2 separate regions of the Mus musculus genome follow, and region 2 is linked to region 1. A link is a loop called in an ENCODE intact Hi-C map of the cell type or tissue named here. Cell type or tissue: left cerebral cortex. All regions are shown on one strand. Links, peaks and the distances in the headings refer to the core of each region. The heading gives the core; the rest is flanking DNA.

Region 1 (11,882 bases), core at 2,428-10,427:
TTTCTGAATTCCAGAGGAGAGCCGTGCACTTGAGTTTTCAGTGAGCGGGGTGAGTCTAGGGGGAGGAAACAATAGGATCAGACAAAGAGCAACACAGATGGACGGGTGATCCTTAACCAAGAAGAGGTTCTGTGGTGTCCAGCAGGAGTGAACAATTCGGTTCTAATTGTCTACACAGTGGGGTGTGGCAGAGCAGAAGGGCTAGTGCTGACCTCACAGTAATGGATGGAAAAGCAGCCACTTGGGAGGGGTGCACCTCTGCAGGGTGGTGAGAGAGGTGTCTGTGCGCAGGCTGTGCCAGGGACGGTGACCCCAAATCACTGGAGAAGGCTTCCCTTCGTGAAGGGGTTTAAGGTTGCCTTATGTTTCTTTGTTACACTTCTGTTTAAAAATATCTTGGCTTTACCATTGTTTGTTTTGAAACAGGGTCTCACTATGTTGCCTTGGCTAACCTCGAACTCACTATGTAGATGAGGCTGGCCCGAAACTCATAGAGAGATGCCTACCGCTGCCTCCTCCATACTTAATTAAAGGCCTAAGCCACCATATCCGGCCCTGAATCTTTTTGTAAGTGTAGGTTGTTTTTTGTTGTTTGCTTTGTAAAGCTCCTGGAAGGTACTTCCTTTGTTTATAAAGAGCAACACGGAGCTGGAGAGATAACTCCATTGGTAAAGTGTTAGCTGTACAAACAAAATGACCTGAATTCAATCCACAGCACAAATACCACTGCGGTCAGTGAACCCAAGCCAAAGGCAGACCCTGTTTCAAAAACTAAGAATGGTACTCCTAAGGAATAGCATCTCCAACACAACTACACACACACACACACACACACACACACACACACACACACACACACACACACACACACGGTAAGCAAATGAGAGTTCAGATATAGTAAGCACTGCTCTGGGTCGAAGATTCTGGGTCCATAACAGGGATGCAGCTGGGGTGTAGTCTGGGGTTCTCAGTGTCGGGTGGAGGATGCCCCTCCATTAGGAGAGGACACAGGAAAGGTTCTGGTGCAACAACAGAGAGGGGACAGGTAAGAAAGCTGGCTGCAGCCTTGGGAACTGACAGGCCAGGTGCAGACTATCAGAAGTGCCAGGGTTTGAGATGGGTCTATTGCTCGTAGCTGCTCCCAGCTGGATACGGTCCCAGGGCATACCTGAAAAGGAAGGGGTTGTGGGGTGAACCCCTGCCTGTTTTCTCAAGGAGACAGGCCATGGGGGCAGCTGCTTGACCACAGAACAATTGTCTTTCCCCTTGGGATTTCCTGGGGCTAAAGCTGTGACCGGTCAGGACCCAGGGCCTAGGCTACCCTGGGGATATGCAAGCCATTCTCCCATATCTGCTGGACGTCTCTATCTTTCAGATCTCATATCTTCTCAGATCTCTTCTTTACAGAGATCTGACCAGGTGGCACCGTGTAAAGGGGACTGTCTTCTCCTGTGCTCCAGCGACCTGTCACTGCCAATGTCCCATTACCTGACGGAGGAGGCGCTAGCTCCTTAACGTCATGCCAATGGCCCAAAGATGTACTGCAGATGTTTGGGGCCTGTCCTTTACACTATGGTAGTGGTTCCCAACTTGTGGTCTCCATCCCCTTGGAAGTTGAACAACCCTTTCACAGGGGGCACCTAAGACCATTGGAAAACATAGACACTTACATTATGATTCATAACAGTAGCAAAGTTATAGTTATGACGTAGCAACAAAATAATTTTATGGTTGGTGGTCAGCAGGACATGAGGAACTGGGACGAGAGGGTTGTAGCATTGGGAAGGTTGAGAACCATTGGACGACGGAATGTTTAGTTAGATGAACCCCTCTACCTACTTGATTCCTGTAGCAGCTCCTGCCATCTGTAACAATCTCAAATGCCATCAGACATTTGTTGCCAAATGACTCTTGGGATGGGAGTCACAATTACCCTAGGTCTGAACCTTGGATCTATGGTAATCTTTGTGACTATCAGCCCCATCTCCAGGGCCTTGCTCATGGAAGGAGAAGATCAGTTACAGGACATTCAGCCCCTGACCGTGTCCCCAGCCGGCTCTGAGCCAGGAAGATAAGCTCATTTTCTGCCTACCTCTGCCGGCTCTTGGTTCTGGTGGGTAAAAAGCCCCAACTTTTTCAGTGAAACCTTTATTTGGCTTAATAGCTGTCCCCACCCACTACATACAGGGATGAGAGCTTCACCAGCATTCTATTGGAGGGGGATTATTCTCAGTGGGTCACCGTTCCCATGTCCCTCATGCTTAGTCACTACACTCTCACAGGTTAGGGCCACTGGAGGGATGGCAAATTATTCTTAACACTATTTTAAGACAGAAGTCTCATGTAGCTCAGGCTAGTCTTGGACTCACTATGTAGCTGGAGATGACCTTGAATGTCTCTACTTTCTGAGTGCTAGGGATACAATTGTTCACCACGGAAGCCAGTTGATGACCAATGGCATTGGGTATTGGAGCCGGCATTTTGAACATGCTAGTCACATGTTCTTCTAACTGGGTCACATCATTAGCCCCCGTATGGCACGTCATTACTATCCAAGTACACGCCGGCGGAACCCCTCTCTCAAAAGGGCACTCCTGGGATAGGATCTGCAGGACCACTGCAATGCTAGCAGAAGCCGTTTGAGGTAGGCAGATGACCCAGGCACAGCTGCTTGGAGGGCCGGTTTCCATGCAGCTACCTTGCTGGAGCTGTCCATGCAGGGACCCAAGGAGCTCCAGGCATTCACAGAGCTAGGGACCCCAAATTTGTATATCTCAGAAGGGCTACGTGCAGAACTCAGAGCTTGGGTACTGGCAGACCCCAGTGAGCTTTCTAACCAAACCAGAGAAGGGACACAATTGTTCACCACGGAAAGGTTGTCACTGTTTCCCGGGGAGGAGATGCTGAACCCAAACAAGTGAGCTTCATGCTCAGGGCCAGCCAAGTTGCCTCTACTCTGCCTTTGGTAACTGAACAATATGATGTTAGAATTTCCATTCTAGAAGGAATGGGCTTAGGCTGTATTCAAGAAATCAGCTTCCTAAATGACTTCCTGCTGATCTGCCCCATGAGGGGCTCCTATTGCCCTGTGAGATCCCAGGAATGAGGCCCATGCTCTGCCTACTGTCTCTGGGAGGGGACTGGGGCTGTTCTATGGCAGTACATTCATCCACAGCATACGCAGAAAGCTGGCTCGTGAGGGTCACAGAAGAGGACAATTGGGAACGCAGCCACTAGGTGTGTCACAGCACCACCAAGGGTGCTGTAGCACTAGTTGTTTAGGCCTGGGGGACAGTGACAGTGTGACCAACATGGGTACAGACCAGGAGAGTAGCCCTCCTTTTGCTTCAAGATAGCGTTTTCAACTTTGGAGGCCCAGCTGCACTGGAATCTCAGATCTCTCCCACCTCCTCAGGGAGTTCGCACCCCTCCCCTCTTCTTTGTCCACTGCCTTCAGACTACCTCTTGGAGGAGGGACAGAGGATGGCACACTGGAGCACAAGTAGTAGACATTTTGGTACCCTCTGCTTTCCACCCCCTAGCCTGCAAACTTGGATTTGCTCAAGGCGGTGAGAAACAATTTGTCCCCACCATGACCACTCTTTGGCCAGATTCTCTGTTTGTCAGACTCCTTTGCAGCTAGCAGAAGCCATTGGCACAACACCAGGCAATGACATATAAGGGAAGGTCTCTGGGAAGACTTCCAGTCCAGAAGGAGGGAGGTTCTGCTTCTCCATGAAGGAGTGTGTGGCAAGAGGGTTTTCTTAAGTTGCCATACTCTTTGTTTATGACGGATTACAGACATAATGTCTGGTGTGACAGCAGTCACCCTACAACCATGTGGCTCCAGCTTAACCCTGAAGATGATGGGCACAGAGATAAGAACCAAATGATCCTGAGGCCACCTACTTGTGGTTCAGTTGGAGTCTCTTACTTGCACACCAGAGAAGCACTGGAATCTGGGTGCGCACAGTGGGTCCTCAGGAAATAGTGGCTGCTGCCACTACGATGTGTGTGCAAGTTGCTTACTCAAGTGAGTGCACGTGGATGATGGATCTGTGGCTTACACACACAAGGACCTCTGGGGTCAGAAGGTCACTTAAGTCCAGGAAGTGTCACTTGGCTCAGGCAAGCGGACCACTCCCTTTGGCTTGCTGAGAGGCAGCTTCCTTGACTGTATGCTGAGAATGAGGGCAAAGTTTCTAGTTAGCACTCTGGGCCTCACACCTCAGAGACAGAGGTGAAACACTGGCCCCATCTGGGGAAACTGAGACTCAAAGGGGCCCATGGAAATGCCAAAGCTGAAAGCCGGGAATGGTGGACCATGTGACCTCACGCAGACTCTATATGTGGGAGGACTGTGTGTGTGCAGAGTTGAGTGTGTGATTGTATAAGGGCATGTGGTCAAGGATGCGTGTGTGTGCAAGTGTGTTTGTGTGTGTGTGTGCAAAGGTGCACATATAGGGCTGTGTATGCAGAGGTATGTGTGCAGGGTTTTATATATGTGTGTATAGACTGTGCATACATGCAAGGGGCCTGTGTATACATAGAGATATGTGTGTACATAGGTAAGTGTGTGTATGTGCATTTATATACAGGAACATACAGGAGTATATATGTAGGATCTGTATATGGGGTGCGTGCATGTGTGCAAGTGCATGTGTGCAATCATGTGTGTATGTGTGAGCGTGAGCAAGGGTGCACCTTAAGTGTGTTTACATGTGTAGGGTGCATGCATGAAGTCACTCCTCTAGTATGGAGACAAACCCTAGAGATCTAGAGACTTCTGCTTTGAGGGTGTCTGTCCTCAGCCCTAGTAGAGTGGAGGCACCTTGTGCATCCTAGGCTCCCAGACTCCTGGCTCCACAGGGCACCCCTGTGCACCTCTGACTCCTCAGAGACCAGCACTCCCCAGGTCTGCATGCTCCCTGAGGCTGCCTCCTGCTCTCTTCAAAACACTACCACCAGCAGCAGCAGCAGCAGCAGCAGCAGCAGCAACACTGGCAGCAGCTGCCCCCTCTTTCTGGGCCAGCCTGGGCCTGACCTGTCCAGCTGCTAAGGCTACCTTTAGTGGATGTGTTTTCTGGGAACCAGACTTCTCCTCCCAGCATCTTCCAGGCTGAGTAGCTGGTCTAGAGGCGTGTGTGTGTGTGTGTGTGTGTGTGTGTGTGTGTGCTGCTCCTCAGAAAGCTTTCCTGAGGTCTGTCAATCAATACCCATCAAACCATGCGGCATCCTCTAGGTTTCACCAGCTGGGCTCATCTGAGGAGTTGGGCTGGGACCTGCAAAGCAGGAAGGCAGGTGAAGGAAGTTCCAGGCTCCTAGAATCCCCTCCTCACAGAGCCTCCTGGCTTCCCAGAGGACAGGATCCACTGGACTTTGAACTCTGGCACATTGGTTGTCCTGTGCTGGCCAGCTCTGGGAAAGCCTCCTAGTCTTACCCCGCAGGAGGTCTAGTTTTTTGTCTTTTTGTTGTTGTTGTTGTTTAACCTCATCCTCAGATCCATCTTTCACCTGTAGTGTGAGGGAGCTCTGACTCTGGGGTCACCAGTCTTCCAGCTACCGGTCCCCCTCACCTTCACAAAAACTCATCTGCCCCCCTCCCACCCAGAAAACTCACCGCCTTGTCCTAGTATCCTCCTTACAGGGAAGCTTTGATCCAGCCTGGGCCCTGCGCCAAAAAGTCATTAAAACAAAGAGCAGCCAAGAAGAGGGGAAAATATCCCTTCTGGCTGGAGAAAGCCAAACACTGTAACACTCCAGGCTCAAGCTCTCCCGGGAGCGGGAGCAGAGCTGAGGGCTCAGGGAGGGTGGGAGTGGGGGCAGGGTACATACAGTGGGAGCTAAAGCAATGGGGGGGGGGGTGTTGTGGGTGGCTCCAAGGCTGACAGGCAGAGTGCAGAGCCTGATTTATGTCTGCTGTGGCCTGGAGAAACACCCTGCCCCTTGGGGGACCATAACCTTGCTGGGTTGGGCACTACAGGGGCTGGCATGGAGTCCCTGGTTCCTGATGTGTCCTGTAGCTAACAGACATTGGGGAGGGAACACTATTGGGGCCACGTGTGTGTTGTAGCTGGCATGAGACTAACAGAGAAACCGAGGTACCATTGGCTCTTCCTGAGTTCTCTGTACCTGTCTTGTAGCTGGCCTGCAGGTCACATGACAGAAGCCTCAGAAAGCCTCACCTCCCTGCCTCGCTGGTGAAACGGATGCTCCGGATGGGAACTCTAGCGGACATGGGAGCCATTGGAGACAGTTCGGGGGACTAGATTCCAAACCTTCTGGCTGCCTCCTGGCTGCGTGCCTGCTATGAACCAAACACAGTGCTTCTTGCGGTGCGGGGGTGGGTTTGGGGCATGGGGAGCACAGGGGGGGGGCGTGGGAGGCTTGGGGTGTGTGGAAAGGCTTGGTGGGCTTGGGGCGGTGTGGGGGTGTGTGGAGAGGCATGGGGGCATGAGGCGAGGTGTGGCGAGGGGAGGGACGTGCGGGGCCTCTCATCATGATCTGATTTGACTTTACAGGGAGCAGTAGTGTGGTGCCTTTATTCCCCCTCAACCCCCAAATCCACAGTGGTGTCAGGTGGAGCCCAGAGGTGGCCTTTGTAGAGCCAAGGTCACACAAGATCCACATCGAAGCCAGGACTGACACACAGGGTGCTTGGGTCTCGTGCTGACAATCATGTGTCTTGGCCAGGACGAAGAGAGGCTGACAGTCCTCTGTTCCCTCCCCACACCTCTGGGGCCTGGTGGGAAAGGGCACAAGAGTACTGCCTGCTGAGTTCTTGTGTGTTGTGCTTGGCACAAGGGCAGGTGTTCAGTGGGCATGGCATTTAGCTGAATGGTAGGCAGGGTCAGCATCATTTTAACAGAGCCTGCTGGCCAAGAGCCCAGGGGAGAACCTGATGTTCGCAGAGACCATGTGGGGACGGATGCTCATGACTGATGCAGAGGCCCACAGAGGGGATCTCAAAGGCAGCATAGCCTAAAGCTGGTCAGAAGAATAGTCTACAGGTTGCAGGAGAGACCCCAGTCTAGAGGCCATGTTGTGGCTGCTGGGGCGCGGTTTCTTGGTTCTGATTGGGTGTAGCGGAGACCAAAGGACTGAGGTGCCCTGTCTGTACCATGGACTGGGCCCTCCTCTCTCTCCCAGCTTCAGGCTTCTCTGGCTTCTTGAGCCTAAAGCTGAAAGCCTATCTTCGTGCCTGTCCTTTGATCTTTCACCCCTCCCCTCGGCTGAACATTTTTAGGGAAGGCTGGGGAAGGGCCATGTGGAACAAAACTCTACTTCCTGTCCTTAGCGAAGCTAGGTACCACCAGAGAAGCCCACTCAGCGTGGGCGCCGTGGTGTGAGTGATAGAAAAGCTAGGCCTTCGGCTTCAGGCTTTGAGCCCATGCTGGTTGCTAGGGTAACTGCAGCCCGTGGCAGGAGGCCTAGCAGCTGAGAGGAGGCGGATACTGGAGTGCTGGGGGGGGGGGGGGAGTCAGCTCAGCCCCCTTCTTTTCTGCTCCAATGGGGGAGTGTGTTGAGCTGGAGTGTGTGTGTGTGTGTGTGTGTGTGTGTGTGTGTGTGTGTGTGTGTAGGCCCAGGGTTAGCGTAGCTTAGCAGCAGTAAAGCTATGTTCTTTTCCAGAGACCTCTTCTTAGAGTAAGTCCACATCAGGAATCCCTTTTATTTTGTTTTGTTTTTGTTGTTGTTTGTTGTTTTGAGACAGAGTCTTACTATGTAGCCCTGGTTGTCCTGGAACCCACTATGTAGACCAGGCTGGTCTTGAACTCACAGAGATCCAACTGACTGTTTCCCAAGTGCTGGGACTAAAGGTATGCCAGACTCTATAAAAGCCTGAGGCATTGAGTGGAAGGGCTTTAATGTGTGAATTTTTTTTTTAATTTTTATCATTTTTTATTAATTTTTTTTACACTCCAGATTTTATTTCCCTCCCAGTCCACCCTCCAACTGTTCCACATCCCATACCTCCTTTGCACCCCCCTGTCTTCACGAGGATGTCCCTACCACCCACTACCCACCTCACCCAAACTTTAAACTCGCTGGGGTCTCCAGTTTCTTGAGGGTTAGATGCGTCTTCTCTGACTAAACCCAGACCCAGCAGTCCACTGCTGTATATGTGCTGGTGGCCTCATCTCAGCTGCTATATACTGCTGTACTTTTATAAATGTATTATTCTGCAGATTTTTGCTTAGTTTCTGAGATTTTTAACATTTGCAAACTACAGTTCTTCTTTGGAACACTATGCCATGATTTCATAGATACATAGGTAGTAACATAATGTGTGAATTTTGAAGGGGTTGTAGTCAGGATTATTAACTATTAAAACAGTCATTAAGCTGTATATGTATGTTGTAGCCATCACCCTGTCTCAAGAGCTGAATAACCTTGTCCCAAGGAAACGTTTGCTTCCAGACCCTGGAGACTGGCTAGGTTATTCCTCCCTCAACTGACAGAAAGGTAGATGTGACACACTGAGTGTGTCAGTGACGCCACTGGAGACTACTTTTGTGCGTATGTCTATATGTATGCATGCAAATTCATGTGTGTGCCATGCAGGTGGAGGCTAGAGGTCCACCTGGGCCATGGACCTTCAGGAGCTGCCCACCTTGGTTTCTGAGGCAGAGTCTTACACTGGGCCTAGGACTCGTCTGGTGAGCTTGAGAGGCTAGGAGTCCTACTGGGTTGGCTTCCTCAGGACTGGGGGTTACAAACTCAACCTACCATACCCAGTGTTTTACATGGGTTCTTGGGATCGAACTCACAGGGCAACAGCCTGATTGACTGAGCCTTCTTTCCAGACCCTGCAATGGGAAGTTTTGAAGTAAGAAAGGCCCAGGCTGTTGGAGGAAATAGAGCAGGGACCATGACTGAGATGTCACTGGCCTCAGTGTCTCTGACTATGAGTGGGTGGAAGGTGGCTGTGATAAACTGGGGGGTGGTTTTCTGTGGTGATAGGCCTGAGGTCATTCTTGTAGGTGTGTCTGCATCTCTTCCAAACCAAAGAACACTCAGACCCACAAGGCCAGTTTCTCTCTCCTGCTTCCCCTGAGAGGCAAAGGGTACCCTCTAGCTGCTTGAGTGGGGGAGCTAGACAGCAAGGGACAGAGCAGGTAGCTGGGGCCAGATTGTGAGAATTTGAAGGTTCTAGATCATTTTGAAATTTAAGTTCTTGGAGTCTTCTCTTTTGGGCTACGGACTCTCAGAGATGAAAACTGGGCCTTCAGGACTGGAAGAGTATCAGGAACACTGTAGGTGCGCAGGAAAGGGACTTCAACACTCAACCATTGGTGTCACCGTCTGGGCCTCTGTCAGGACGACCCAGTGGCTGAGGGGGTCGCTGAAAGAACAGAGGAAGGTCTCCACTCTGGGCTGGCCGTGCCTCTGCTTGGATAAAAACCTATGACATTGGCACGGCCAAGCCTTTGCTTCCCCCATCTGCTGGGCTCCCCAAGGCTGGGGTGTGTCTGCAGAGGCATGGGCAAAGGAACAGACCTGCAAGCTGCTGCCTATTTATCTCCTTGTCGAAGGCTCGCGCCTTGGGCTGGTGTGTTTCTGAGCATCAGGGTTTGCCTGTGAAAGGACAAAAGCTTGATTGTGAAGGAAGAGCTGCTCAACCTTTCATTAGAAATGTCTTCTTTATCCCAGGGGAATCTGACTAATAATGACACCAGTAACCTCCAGGTCCTTACATGGATACTACCCTTCACACATTTCCAGGTCTGCCCACCTCCACCATCTGGCTGGCATGTGCCAGCTCTGGGGACAATAAGACAAGGAAATGGAGACTCCTTTCCAGATAGGGAAACTGAGGTAGTGAGAAACAATGTGGGGTATCCCAGTGCACGGGACCATGGGAGCCCAGCCCTGTGAGAGACAAGGGTGGGGAGGCTGTTGCCCATGTCACTGTGTGCTCCTGGAGGCCTGGCTTTCAGTAAGCTGGGAGACTGGGGTGGCCAGAACAAGCCAAGGGTCCCCATGGGCTCATCCTCGGCCCCGACACAAGCTCCGCCCGGCCGAGCCTTCACTTCCTGAGCTGGCTGCTAGAACAGGCTGGGTTGCTGGAACCCTTCCTAAAAAGGAATCGGGCTGTGGTGGCCCAGGCTATTTTTAGCCAATTGTGTTGAAAATCCCAAGTGCATGTAGCATCATGTGTTTTCTTTTATAGCGGGGAAAATAGGAGATTCCCACACCCTCCCCAAAACGGGTTGTGCCCTTTGAAGGAGTCTCATGTAGACCTCTTACCATAAGAGCCCAGCAAGTAACCCGCCTGTGGCTAACCAGCCTGGGGTTTCTGGGTTCAGGCCTTCTGGTTCACAGAAGCACTACTGCTGACCCAGGTTCTTGGGGAGTATAAGGTATGTGAGGATTAGCTCATGTTTCAAGTGGGGGTTGGACAACTGTCTTTAGCCCCATCTCCTTGTCAGTTCCTATTGTTTTAAAATATTGTTTCAGGGCTAAAGAGATAATTCAATGGTTAAGAGCACTTACTTACTGCTCTTTGAGAGAACTGTGGTTTGGTTTTAAGTACCCCACTTCAGGTGGCTCACAAAGGATCCAGCGCCCTCTTCTGGCCTCTGGGGGCACCTGCACTCATGTGCGCATACCTACACACAAGCACATGCATATACAGAATTAGTAAATCTTCAACTACAACCTTTAAAGGTATAACTGACATCAAAGAACCTGTCCATATTTGCAGTGTCCAGTGTAATATGTGTGGAAATATATCTACTGCTATGAAGCTGTCACCATGATTATGACAGTCAATTTATCCATCACCCCCAAAGTCTTCTTCCTTTTCTGTGACAACTGCCTTGCTGCCCCGGCCACCCTGGGTATGCTCTCAGTGAACGTGGGTTAGCTCCTAGATCCTGGAGTCTGGGAATCAGTGGGGCCACATAGCTTGCTCTAGCTGAATGGCTTCTCTAGCTGGCAGTAGTATCTTGAGATTCAGCCATTTCTTTGCATGTACCTGTCATTCACCCATATATCACCAAGTGTCATCTCATTCCAAAGGCACAGCAAAACTGGTTACCTGTCATCTGTGGGCAGACATGCACAGTGTTTCTATTTGGGGATGTTATATACAGAGTTGTTGGAGGTTTGGGTACCAGCCCTTGGATGGGCATGTATTTCCTTTTCTGTGGGGTAAATGTTCAAGGGATTCTTGGGTCCTTGGGTTTAAGTTTTTTTTTTTTTTTTTTTTTATCTTATTTTATTTTTCTTCTTGAGACAGGGTTTCTCTGTGGAGTCCTGACTGTCCTGGAACCTGCTTTGTAGACCAGGCTGGCCTCGAACTCACAGAGATTAGCTTACCTTTGCCTCCTGAGTGCTGGGATTAAAGGCGTGCGCTGCCGCTGCCACCACCACCCAACAGGTTTTTATCAAACCACCCAAATATTTTCTAAAATGGCAGCACTACTTCACATACAGCTTCAGTACCCTTCCCCTCCGATACTTGCAACTGTCTGTCTTTTTTTTTTCTTTTTTAGTTATTTGCTTATTTTATTTTTATGTACATGCGTTTGTGTGTGCCCACAGCATGCGTGTGGAGGTCAGAGACAACTTGTGGGCGTTGGTTCTTTCCTTCTACCATGAGGGTTCCAGGAATCAAAACGACTTCAAGGATCTCAAGTGACCAAGGTTGGTGACATATGCCTTTACCAGTACAGGACCCTGTCCTGTATTTTCAAACTGACATCCTGAGAGGGTGGAGGGTGGGAGGGGGAGCGAGGCAGCATTGAACTGTGGCTTAGATCTACACTTCCTCCATGACCAGCCACTAGGCATTTCATCACATGGTTGTCACTGATAGCTTTTGCCCTGTTTCCACAGGTAGGTAGGTCATGGATGGGTCACAGGGTCAAGTGTGTTCT
Region 2 (11,882 bases), core at 2,365-10,364, 68 kb before region 1:
CTGGGAAAGACCCCACCCAGCTAAGCTTTCAACTTGTAAAAAGGAAATGCTCTGGAATATTCTGCTCCTAAAGCAAAACAAATCTTATTTAAAAAAAAAAAAAATCAACAAATCAAAGCTCATGCAGAGTCTGTCCTAAGCAGGCAGCATTAAGTTAACAATATTGGCCATTTGGCTCTGGCTTTGGGGTCATGAAGGATAGATACAGATACATGAAGGATGATACAAAGGGGCTGTGGAATCTTTCTCCATGGTTAAGGAAAGCCATTGAGGCCAGGTGTGTGTGTGTGTGTTCCCCTGCATGGAAGTCTAGAGAAGCCATTGTATCAATCAGTAAAGGTGAGGCTTAAATTATATTGGAGACTTCAAGATGTTGGAGTAGCCAGAGCCATGGCGATGTCTGCAGTTAGGGAATGGGAACAGCCCACAAGAGAGAGTCAGCAAAGCTGGACGGTTGAGCCATCTAAGCTCTTTGATAGCAGACATGGAGTTAGAGGATTTGGAGTTTACCCTGCTGGGTTTTAGACTTGCTTTGACCCACCATTTCCTCCCTGTGTCCCTGTTCCTCCTTTTTGCTACGGTGTTGTATATTCAGCACCGTTGTATGCTGGGAGTGTGTAAATTGCCTTTTTTTTTTTTTCAGGAGGTAACAGTGAAGAGATTGTTGTGAGTCTCAAACGATACTTTGGGCTCTTAAACAGTCTTGAGACTGAAAGACTATGAGGAGTTTTGAACTTGGACTAAATTCATTTTGCATTGTGATGTGGCCACAAACCCGTCGGGGCCAGGAAGTAGAATGTAGTTTGAGTGGCCCCAGGCTCATCTGTTTCATGGAAATATTTGGGAAGTATTAGAAGGTGTGGTCTTGTTGGAGGCGGTGGGCCTACTAAGGGTGGGCTTTGAGATTTCAGAAGCCCACATCATTTCCAGTTAGCTATCTCTGTCTGTCTCTGTCTGTCTCTGTTGCAGGATTTTCCCTGTCCAATCACATTAGGGCAGTGGGAGGCCTGTGATTGGACAGAGAAAGGGGAGGTGGAGCTAAGAGTTGCAGAGAGAGGGAGCTGAGTAGGAGAAGAGCCAAGATGGCTTCAGATGTGTACCCGTGTGGGTACACATAGCCACCACAAGTAGCTATGATTTCACAAGGTTAGAAATATTGGGATAAAGCTTTATCATTATCAATTGGCTTTGAAATCATTGTGTTGGCATCTTGTAAATTGTGATATTATTGATACATAAATCTGATTGGTTAATTAAGCTTTAAGAGTTACGATTCTACCAGGGTTCTAGGTATTATGTTATCAAACCATGAGGTCGGTGGATCTATTTGATTACTGGAGTGTGGAACCTCCAATTACAGGGGATTCTAGCAGAGAGGAACTAGTGGCTCACGGGTCAAGCGAGTCAAATGCTGCGGGAGCGCACAGGAGCATGGTCCGGTCCCGCCGAGAGCTGGCAGATTCAATTTTTTTATTTTTCCCACAACACCTCTCTCTCTCTCTCTCTCTCTCTCTCTCTCTCTCTCTCTCTCTCTCTCTCTCTCCCTCTGCCTGCCTGCCTGCCTGCCTGCCTGCCTTGGCTCTGTCTTTCTCTCTCTCTTTGCCTGGTGCTTGTGAATCAAAGGTAAGTTCTTAGGTACTGTTCCAGAGTCATGCCTGTTTTCCTGCTGCCATGTTCCCTGACGCGATGGTCATGGATTCTACTGCCCTCTGGAGCTGTGATTCCCGATTAAATGCTTTCTTTTGTAAGTTGTCCAAGTCATGGTGTTTTGTCGTGGCAGTAAAAATGACTATGGCAGTGAGGGAATTGTATTCTTGTGATTTGTCCTCAGGTTTGAAGTTTACAATGTTCAAAGGTCTAAATTACTGTATTTCAAAATCCTGGAAGGCACGTCTCTATTGTTTAAGGAGCTTTGCTTTTTGTTTAATAGAAACAAAATTATTCAACCCAACTGAATGGGTCAATAAGAAATCCTAATGAAAATCTATAAGATGTTTAAGATTGAATGAAAGAAGTCTGCAGGGGCTGGAGAGATGGCTTAGTGGTTAAGAGCAGATTGCTCTTTCAGAGGTTCTGAGTTCACTTCCCAGCAATCACATGGTGGCTCACAACTATCTGTAATGAGATCTGATGCCCCATTACATCGGAATAGGTAATGAAATACATATTCTGAAGATAGCTACAGTGTACTCAAAAATAATTTTTAAAAAAAAAAAAAAAAAGAAGTCTACAGATCAAAACCCAGGTGCAAATAAAAAGTCAACAAAGACAATTCAGAATGGTAAGAAACAGTGTATTGTTTTGTCAGATATTGAAAGTGGGATTACAATATTCTCTAGCAACTCCTTTCCTAAGTAGATGTCTCAAAGAATTGACTGTGTATTTGTAGGTATTTGCATAACCATGTTCATAGGAATATTATTCAAAGCAGTCAAAACCCTATTTTTATGGGCCCAAGTGTCCATTGATGTGGTGTATCTGTGGCATACATGCACGGGGGGCTGGGGATGGAGGTGCGGGTAGGCATATACACACTAGAGTGTTATTTAACCTTTAAAGAAAAGATGTCCTGTCACATGATCTGACATGGAAGAGTCTTGATAATGTTACATGAAAGATGTCAGAAAGGCAAATGCTGTATAATAAGCTCATATACTACTTGTTCATAGTGTTTGTATGAAGTTCATGAGTAATAAACTTATAGACACAGATGAAAGAATGTGCCGTTTCCATATACGCCACTGGCAGGGTGATAGGGAAATCCTGTTGACTTGCCTTACAGCTTCAGTTCTGCAAGATAAAGGACATCCGAGGACAGATGACAGGATGCCCACCAGTGAGAGCATACTCCACTGAACCTGGAACTCACTTTGTAGACCAGGCTGGCCTCGAACTTAGAGATCTGCCTGTCTCTACCTCCCAAGGGATGGAATTGAAGGCATATACTACTATTCACGATTGCCAGCCATATTTTTCTATTATCTTTGGAAGCATCTTCATGTTTCTCAGGACTGGATAACGTTTGATTTTAGACTTGTCAATGTTGAGAAACTCTACCATCATATAAATACATGGTACAAAATAGAAGATGCCTATGCAGGATCATTTCAGAAGCTGTTGGAAACCTTGTCCCAATCCCAAGCCAAGAGTCAGTTAACAGTCTTTGTAATGCCTCAAGCAGCAATTTTAAAAAATTTTAAAATGGAACCTCTTCACACAATCCAATCAAAAGCTATCCAAGTGTGCTGTGTGCTGAGGAATGGTTGTAGGAAAATAGTGTCTGTCCTTGTTTTTCATAATTAAGTCATTATGTTTCTATAAGAGCAGAAAATTTTGTGTGTGCAGTAAAAACAAACAAACAAACAAAAACAAAAAACAAAAAACCCACTGCAATCCATAATATGCAAGAATCAGGAACCTAAACTGAGGCAGTTTGGGAGGTGTTGGTTTAGTGTTGCATGGCGTGATGGCACATACAATGTAAACTGCACATGTGGTATGTTCAGAGCTAAGGCTGCAATGGAATCCTGCAACACACCCAGAGAGAGCCCTGCCAGGAGCACCCCAGATTTGTTGTACGAAAATATGAAATATCTATTTATTTTTACGCAATGAGCCATCTCAATATCCCTCATCAAACTTTTGACTTTGAATTAATTTTAGGTGGTTGTGTGTTTACAAACCTTTTGTTGCTGTTGTTGCTGTTGAGATTTTTTTGTGTGTGTGTGACTCCCACATTCTGTTACAGTGTAAGTAGCTGCATTCTAGACTAACTCAGACGTCTAGCTAGACCAGGCAAGAATTCCTTACCCGCAAAGTCATGAGATAAACGAGTCGTGATTGTTCTAAGCTACTAAACATACAGGTTCATCCTGTTTTGAAGTGATAGATGAAGCTACCAGAACCAAAGACATTCTCCCATTGTTTTGGCTGTATTTATACAGGGCTCAGACACAGTAGAATGTGTAACTAAGGGGCTGGAGGGATGACTCAGCAGTTAGGAGCACTTACTGCTCTTGCAGAGGACCTACACAGCAGCACACACTCATTTGTAACTCCAGTTCCAAGATGTCTGATGCTCTTTCACCTCTTCTGGCCTCTATGGGCAACAGGCACCATGCAAATACACACAGACAGGCACACAGACACACAGACAGACACTAATTCCCAGGAAATAAAAATAAACGAATCTTTAAAGAATGTGTGACTTGCAGGGTGTTAGTGGCAGCAGCACACAGACTTTAATCCCAACACTTGGGAGGCAGAGGCAAGAGGATCTCTGTGAGTTAGAGGAGTTCCAGGGCATGTATGACTCAGTGGCATTTAGTATCACATGCTGAGCAGTCACTATCTCTGTCAAGTTCCAAACATTGTCATCAGTCAGAAGAAAACCTTGTGCTCATCAGAAGTTGGTCCCTAACGCCTCCTCTTGTGGACACCGTGATTTGCCCTTTGCTGCGGATTTACCTATTAAGAACATTTTATTGCCATAAAAGATCACAGTCTGGGCTTCTGCTGTGTGGCTTCCTTCATCCAGCAAGGGTTTTTCAGTGCTGTGCATTACAGGCAAAAGAAGCATACCAGCTTGAACGGTGAGGTTCCCCACAAGATGGCTATGTTGAGGGGCTCCCAGCAGATACACAAGGCTTGTGTCAGAGTGAGGACCCCAGTGTCTGGACTCTGGATTGACCCCCCCCCCAAAAAAACCCCAAAGAAATAGGTACAGGAACCTTACTGTACCAGACGGTGTTTTTTTCTCCCTTGGTGTATGCATTGTTCCCATGGATCCCTGCTAAAGCTCATGCGTCACTGACCACGGAGTAAGGGAGCCCTCCAGGTGGAAGCAATGCACATGCCCACTGATGATACAAAGATGAAGGAAACAAGTCCATCTTTCAATGGATCATCATTTAGTCCTGAAGAGACACAATGTTACTTTTTGGGGGGTGGGGGTTGTTTTGTTTGTTTGTTTGTTTTCGAGACAGGGTTTCTCTGTGTATCCCTGGCTGTCCTGGAACTCACTTTGTAGACCAGGCTGGCCTCGAACTCAGAAGTCCACCTGCCTCTGCCTCCCAAGTGCTGGGATTAAAGACGCCAGCACACCTGGCAAGAAACAATGTTACTTAATAAGAGGCACAACCTTGAAAACATTATGCTGAGTGAAGAAAGCCACGTGCACGCATACACACACACACACACACACACACACACACACACACACACACACACACACACACACACACTGCATGGTAGATTCTATCGCTGTGAACACTGCATGGTAGATTCTATCGCTGTGAAAGATTCTTGGTAGGTAAATCCAGAGCGATCCCCAAAGGCAGTTTCCAGGAGGAGCTGTCCAACAAGGCTCTCTGGTGGTCCAAGCAGTGGGGCCTCGAGCATCCAAGACAGGCATGGCAGAAAGCAGTAGACTGTAGGTGGGAGCAGCCTGTTCTCCACTCCTGCCCTGACACCTCCTGCAGTACTCAGCTAGTTCTCTTCAGCTTCCAGCACACATCCTGCCATCCTGCAGCGCCACTGAAAGCGTCCACAGGCAGATGTGGGAAGAAAGAGGACTGGGACCAATGAGGGGCTTGTTCAGTCTCTAACGTATGTCCCCTTGGGGTCAGAGTCCCAAAAAGCAGTTTCAGATGAGGCTTGTTCCCTCTCCAAGCCTGGACCTTGGAACTCTGATCCAAACATACTCAGGAAGCTAGGACGGCTGCCGAGGTGTCTCCAGAAAACTGAAGAGAGCAAAGAAGACTTGCCAGTTTCCATGGAAACCATCCAAAATTTAAAAGACTAGGAGTTTAATCTCTCTCACACACACCCCTGCCTCTCTCCTCCCTCCCCACCCTCCCCTCTCTCCCCCACTCCACACTCACACACAAATCCCATTGTGCTGCATTATTCTGATGAGACCTTGGCGGGGCTGCCGAGAGGAGTCAGGATTTGGGGCTTTCTGTAGAACACGGAGCCCTAGAATTCATTTTATGGGTTTAAACTAAAGCATGAAGAAACATTTGGAATGCAAAATACCTAAATCCTCTATGCCGCGGAAGATCAAAAAATAAATAAATAAAAGAGGTGAAAGCTTTTTGCTAGATTAAAAGGAAAGAAGATGTGGGGGTGGGGTGAGGAAGGTTGGGAGCCTGTCTCTGGAGCTCAGCTGTCATTCCAGCCCACCCTGTCCAGTGTCTCCTTCTCTGAGGCTGCTGCAGATGACAGGACTGGACCTATTTTATTGCTTAGGTAGGAGACCCAATCAGAGCAAGGGACTAGTCATAAGATGTTCGTTGGGCTTCCGCGAGGGATAGCCTCTGCTGCTGTGGTCTGAAGTTTCTACATGAACAGCATTACCCAACTGGGAACTGGGTGGGGGTAGGGGGTGGGACTGGGAGCATCAAACTGCACATGAACCAAACACAGATTCTCTTGTCGTTACTCCCTAAACAATCCTAACAGCCACTTAGAAAGTATTTATATTGCATTAAAGCATCTAGAGATGGCTCAAAGCACATGCATGTTGTGTGACTAACCACTTTCCATAGGAGCGTTGAGTACTGGGGTTTAAGCATCTGCCTGAACACGCTCGTGCGCGCGCGCGTGTGTGTGTGTGTGTGTGTGTGTGTGTGTGTGTGGTTATCCTGGAACCAGACTCTTGGAAACTGACTTGTGCTGTGAGCCTATACCTGCACTATTTGTTTTTTTTAAACCTTCCGAGCCCTTCCCTCTTTCCCAGACATCTTATCTCATATATTTGCCCTAACTGCCCAGGTCTTGCTGCCCCTCACCTCATCAGTGGTCCATGTATTCCACTGATCAGCCTCTGGCTTTATTCAGTAACTTCATTTTTTTTTATTTTTTATTTTTTTTAAGATAGAGTCTCACTATGTGTATCTCTGAATGGCTGGAACTCACTAATCCAGCTGGCACTGAGCTTACAGAGGTCTAACTAGCTCTGCTACCCGAGAACCACCAGACCTGGCACTATTCTTAGTCCATGGAATATTTCAGCCAGGAAGTCATGCCAATGGATCTAATCCTGCCTCATTTATAAAGAAAATAAAATGATCCTCATTTTCTCAGAGTCCCCACAACAATCCAGCAAGGTCCAAGGCTTTATTACTGTACAAACATGAGCTTGAATCTTGAGAGATTTTCAGTGGCTTGCCCAAGGTCTCATGGCCCTGTACCCACTGTGTTTTCTGTTTTTATTTCTCTTGATGAAGATGAGTCTGAATATGTGTGGGGTGAGCGTGTGTACTTGCCTAGGCCCTGCAAGCCCAGGGTGTCCCTTATCCCACTTGGCTGCTGGTCTCCATGAGGTACCAGCAGGCTTGTAGCTTGGGGATCTTAAACAGCGCATAGCAGGCCAGTCTTGTGTCCCTGACCATGTCAAACCCCAGAGACCTCTTTGAAGTGCCATGACGCTCCAGATGAACAACATAAATTCATGGAAATGTTTCACAAGGGCGTTTTTCCTCTGCCGGTCTCCATTTCCGTGAAAAACACAGCCTTGGAGGTAAACACTGTTTGCTGCAAAAAGGGAGCGAGAACTGATTTCCCTCCACACCCCCAGCCCCCAGCTCTGTTTCCTCTGCCCTTCCGCCCTGCAACATGCAGGGTCCCCCAGAGGCCCAAGCTCCAAAGATGGATGATGGTTGCCCCAGGGACATCTGGAGCCTCAACAGTTTCCAGGTCTCCTCGATGATCACACCATCTGTCCCGGAGAAGCAAAATTGGGGAGGGGCTTTGAGGATAGAAATGGCTGCTTTTAGCCTGAAACCGAGGCTCCATCTCCAGTGGGAAAATAGTCCGTGGGCTTGAACACTGCTTTCTTTTTACCTCCAGATCCTGGAATTTGCTCGTAAACAACACGTTGTCAGCTCAATTTTCTGCTTCTGGAAACTAAATGCTCTGTTAGGACAGATTTGCAAATTTCCAACTGCAGGGAGCCGAGTCAGAGGAACTTCTGTTTGTCTGAGCTTTCTGTTTTATACTTGCAAAATGCTTCAAAACATATTTTATTTTATACCAAAGATCCACACCCCTTCTAAGATCCTACTGGAAACATTCTTTTTGGGGATGGGGAGGGGATAGAGGGAGGAAAGCAGAGGTGGGGTGACCTATGCCGACCCGTGAGGCTGTGGTTTTGGTAGTTCACAGGCTTCTGCCACAGCCTCCCAGGCGCAAAGATTTCGTGCCCCTGACAACAACGTGACCTGCTTTGAGCGACGGCAACAGCATAAAAGTGATGATATACTGGTTCTTTGCCTTCATCCTACAGCTATCTCTATAACAGCAACTTTCTCCAAAAGTCCTGTTAATCCTGAGATTTGCTGGGATTAAACAAAACCAAACCAAACAATTTCACCGTATCGGCTCAAATTTAAAGCAAGCTTTAGTAAACATTAAACATTGATGAAGAGATGGGTTTTGCTCAGGACCATTCCCTAGAATTTTCCAGCTGAATGGCACTATGTGTTGTAGGGGTTTTTAAGAACAAACTTATAGGCCACCATACTCTCCCATGAGGGAGTTGCTATTTTTCAAGAACTACAATTCCCAGCATTCCAGATAGTTATCTTGGTCAGGTAGGGCTTACAGGTTAATTTTGGGCAGAATAGTCCTTTATCCTGGACTTGAGTTTGGGAGTTTGGGAAAGAGGCTCACTTCTGCTGATCTGAAACCCTTTGACTATGAATGGATGTTGGCTTTGTGAACTCTGTTTGGAGGCAGCTTGTTACACAGCATGTTGTGATATTAACTGACCGATGCAAATACTTAGCTGGTGTTCCTTAGGCAGGATGGTTGCTGATGGCACTATTTGTCCAATTTTATTCCTTTAGATTTCCTTTTTCTTTTGTGTCTGGCACTGTGTTGAGTGTTAGGATATTAAAAAAACCAGAAATCAGTAAAATAATAATAATAATAACAATTATTATTATTGTTATTATTAAGCACTTTTTGTTTCTAGAAATTGTGCTTAACTCTTCGTATCTTCCATTTATTCTCATAACATCCCTATGAGGAAACTGAGGAAAACAAGGATTTGAGGATGTAAGTAACCTCGTCCAGATTATCTAGCTCTGATGACCCAGTTCCTGTTCCCAAGAAGCCCGTGACCTGCTGGAGAACATGAGGTTCACGACTGCTTGGTGACTGGGCTGATGGCTGCTGTCCAGGCAGTAGTGAGCAAGCAAAGGCAGGCTGGCAGGTTTGGTAGGAGAACCTGCCTTGCTCCCATCTGTAGGCAGAACCTTTGAGAAGAGGCTGTTGGGGAGTCAGGGGACAGTGAGGTACTGACCTGGCCCTCACTGCATGGAGGTGAACATGCCAGGGACCCCACAGAGCCTTGGGAAAAGTTTCTGAGTTGTACAAGCTTAAGACAGTTTCTGTAGTTCTGAGCCTACCCCTTGCTCCAGCAAGATCTGTGGCCTTGGGTCTGCCCCTTGGAAGCTGCCAAGCAGCACAGACAGGAAGGATCGGAGTCTTACTTAGATGGGTGCTAGCTCTGTCTGAGGTTACCACTTGCTATACCCTAGGTCTTCATCCTGTTCCGCAAACATCAGGGAGGGCTGGTGAGATGGAACGAGCAGTAGGTAAATACACTTGCATCCAAGACTTGCAACCTGAGCTCCATCCCTCGGACCCACATTGGTGGAAGGGGAGAACCAACTCCTGCAAGCTGTCCCCCCACTTCCACATATGTGTCAGGACATGGCATGACCCCCTTCCACACTGAATAAATAAATGTATAAAAGAAAAAGGAAAACAAAAAAAAAAAAAAACACTGGGGAAGGCAGCTCCTGGGATGGGTCCTATCTAAGGAGTAGCCTGGACCCTCTTTATGCATTGAATTGATAGTAATTTGCACCTTTTCACCATGCAAATTACGCGTCACTCTCCTTGAGGTAATTTTGTGGCTCCGGAGGGGAAGCTGGTAGGACTGGTGAGAGGGAGTTTTGAGATTTGTTTTCTTTTCCTGTTCATATTCTAGACGCTGTCTCTACACCCCGCCCCCACCCTCTGTCTGCTTCAGCTCCATCTCCATTTGTATAACTACTCCAGGCTCTTTGGGGCCACCATATGTCTCTTCTTATGCCTCCCTGGAAACTCCATCTTTCTCTGTAGATTCTGCCTGCCTGCCTGCCTGTCTGTCTGCCTGCCTGCCTGTCTGCCTGTCTGTCTGTCTGTGACATTATCTCTTGCTCTTTCTCTCCCCTGCCCCCCCCCACTCCTCTTTAATCAGGAAGAAGAGAGCTGGCTGTTCTGAATGCACAGCTCCTATCTCCTTGCTAATTTCATCACCTCAATTAATCAATCAAAACTCACGTGGGAAGGGGCCAGTCACATGTGCAAGCTGTAGGTCAGTCCTTCAGTCTCATTATCCCCTTTCCTCTCTCCCTCCGAGCAGGAGGTGGCAGCCATCAGTGGCTGGCTTCTCTGTGGGAAACAGCCACTGGAGGCCTTTGCACCACCGTCCCTGCTGTGGACAGCAGCGATGACACAGAAAGTCCCCACAGGCTACAGTAGGGCGTCTGTGATGAACAGAGAGATGTGAAGTTGTTTCCCCTCAGTGTCCACAGACTCTTCCCGGGTGAATCTGAGGAAGGCTGGCCCTGTCTCCATGGTAACTGAGGGTCTGAGGACCAAGTAAAGTGACTCACCATAGGCCACACAAGTGTATTACTGCAGTAGAAGCGTATTCTACTTCTACTGAATGTAGAAGTTAGAAGGACAACCTCACGTATTGTTCCTCGGGCACCTCATTTATTTATTTTAATTTATTAAATTTATATTTAATTATGTATATGTCTGTGTGGGGGTGTGTACACACATTGACTGCAGATGCCCTTGAAGGCCAGAGGCATTGAATCCCCTGGAGATGGAATTACAGGTGGTTGTGCGCCTTCCCAAATGGGTGCCTGGAATCAAAGTCAGGTCCTTTTCGAGGGCGATATGCAGTCTTAGACAGTGAGCCATCTTCCCAGGCCCTCCACCTTGATTTTTGAAACAAGATTTCTTTTCATCCTGGAGCTGGGCACACAGGTTAGATGAGCTAGCCCAACAGCCCGGGCATCCGCTGGTCTCCACCCATCCAACCCTTGGATTATAAAGATATGCCACCACACTCAGATTTCTAATATGAGGCTCAAACTCAGGCACTCGTGTTTGCCAGGCACAAGAACTTTCTCCACTAATCCATTTCTTAGCCCCGGACTGCTTTTGACCCAAACCTTCATTTGCATTTATTGCGCACCAATGGTTTACCAGGTCTGTGACATACTTGGCATTTATTTGGCAGTTGTGTGACTTGAACCTGGCATAAAGTAGGCCCACAAGTGTTTGCTGAATGAATGAAATGGATGAATGAATGAATGCCTTCTCCCAGGGCAGATTTCACAGGTGTACAACCTGAACATCCAACTCAGAAGGACGCACACTTAGCATAATGCCCTGTACCATCGTGAAGATCATGATAACTTTGGCCAAGGCCCTCACATTTGCCTGTCAGGCCCAGATATTTTTGCATCTGGTCCTGTTTCTTCTGGTCCCAGCTTGGACTGGACAGACAAATAGTGAACCCTGGAAAAGGGAATCAAAGTCACCCATTCTTTAAACTGCATCCAGGGCCCAGGCCTGGTCCTTCCCAAGGTAGGATGCATCATATTGTGGCCTCAAGCCTGGCTGGGGACCTATGACAGGTCTACAGACTCCAGTTTCCCTTCAGTTCTTAGAGGTTAAGGGTCTCAGTGTCTTTGGAAATGCTCACAATTTCTAAGAAACCTGACCACTTGGAGTTCAGTCTTCCTATCATTATTATTTTTTGTTCTGAAAGACAAGAGGGACATGGGAAAAGGACAGAGAAGCACCATCCT

Evidence for each region. Peaks named below come from ENCODE experiments on the same cell type or tissue, not always from the same donor. Only the 100,000 strongest peaks of a DNase experiment are listed, where the experiment ranks them.
Region 2: it touches region 1 in a loop (6-fold over the local background); 2 of 42 quality-filtered maps call a loop at or near these places.

Annotation. Positions count from the first base shown.
Region 1 is chr12:100,284,082-100,295,963 of GRCm38, forward strand. It overlaps Gm10432 (predicted gene 10432), which reads left to right. Exons shown (of 4, transcript NR_045741.1): 2 at 6,144-6,343; 3 at 11,548-11,649. Among named protein-coding and RNA genes, the nearest start is that of Gm10432, 13 kb to the left of the region's middle. In left cerebral cortex, for the core only: no CTCF peak of the experiment used is centred there; DNase peaks (open chromatin) are centred at 3,784, 5,681, 6,137, 6,905 and 2 more places; H3K27ac peaks cover 5,061 bases.
Region 2 is chr12:100,216,217-100,228,098 of GRCm38, forward strand. No RefSeq gene overlaps it. Among named protein-coding and RNA genes, the nearest start is that of Gm40557, 20 kb to the right of the region's middle. In left cerebral cortex, for the core only: a CTCF peak has its summit at 5,530; DNase peaks (open chromatin) are centred at 3,908, 5,511, 5,700, 6,156 and 4 more places; H3K4me3 peaks cover 585 bases; H3K27ac peaks cover 5,408 bases.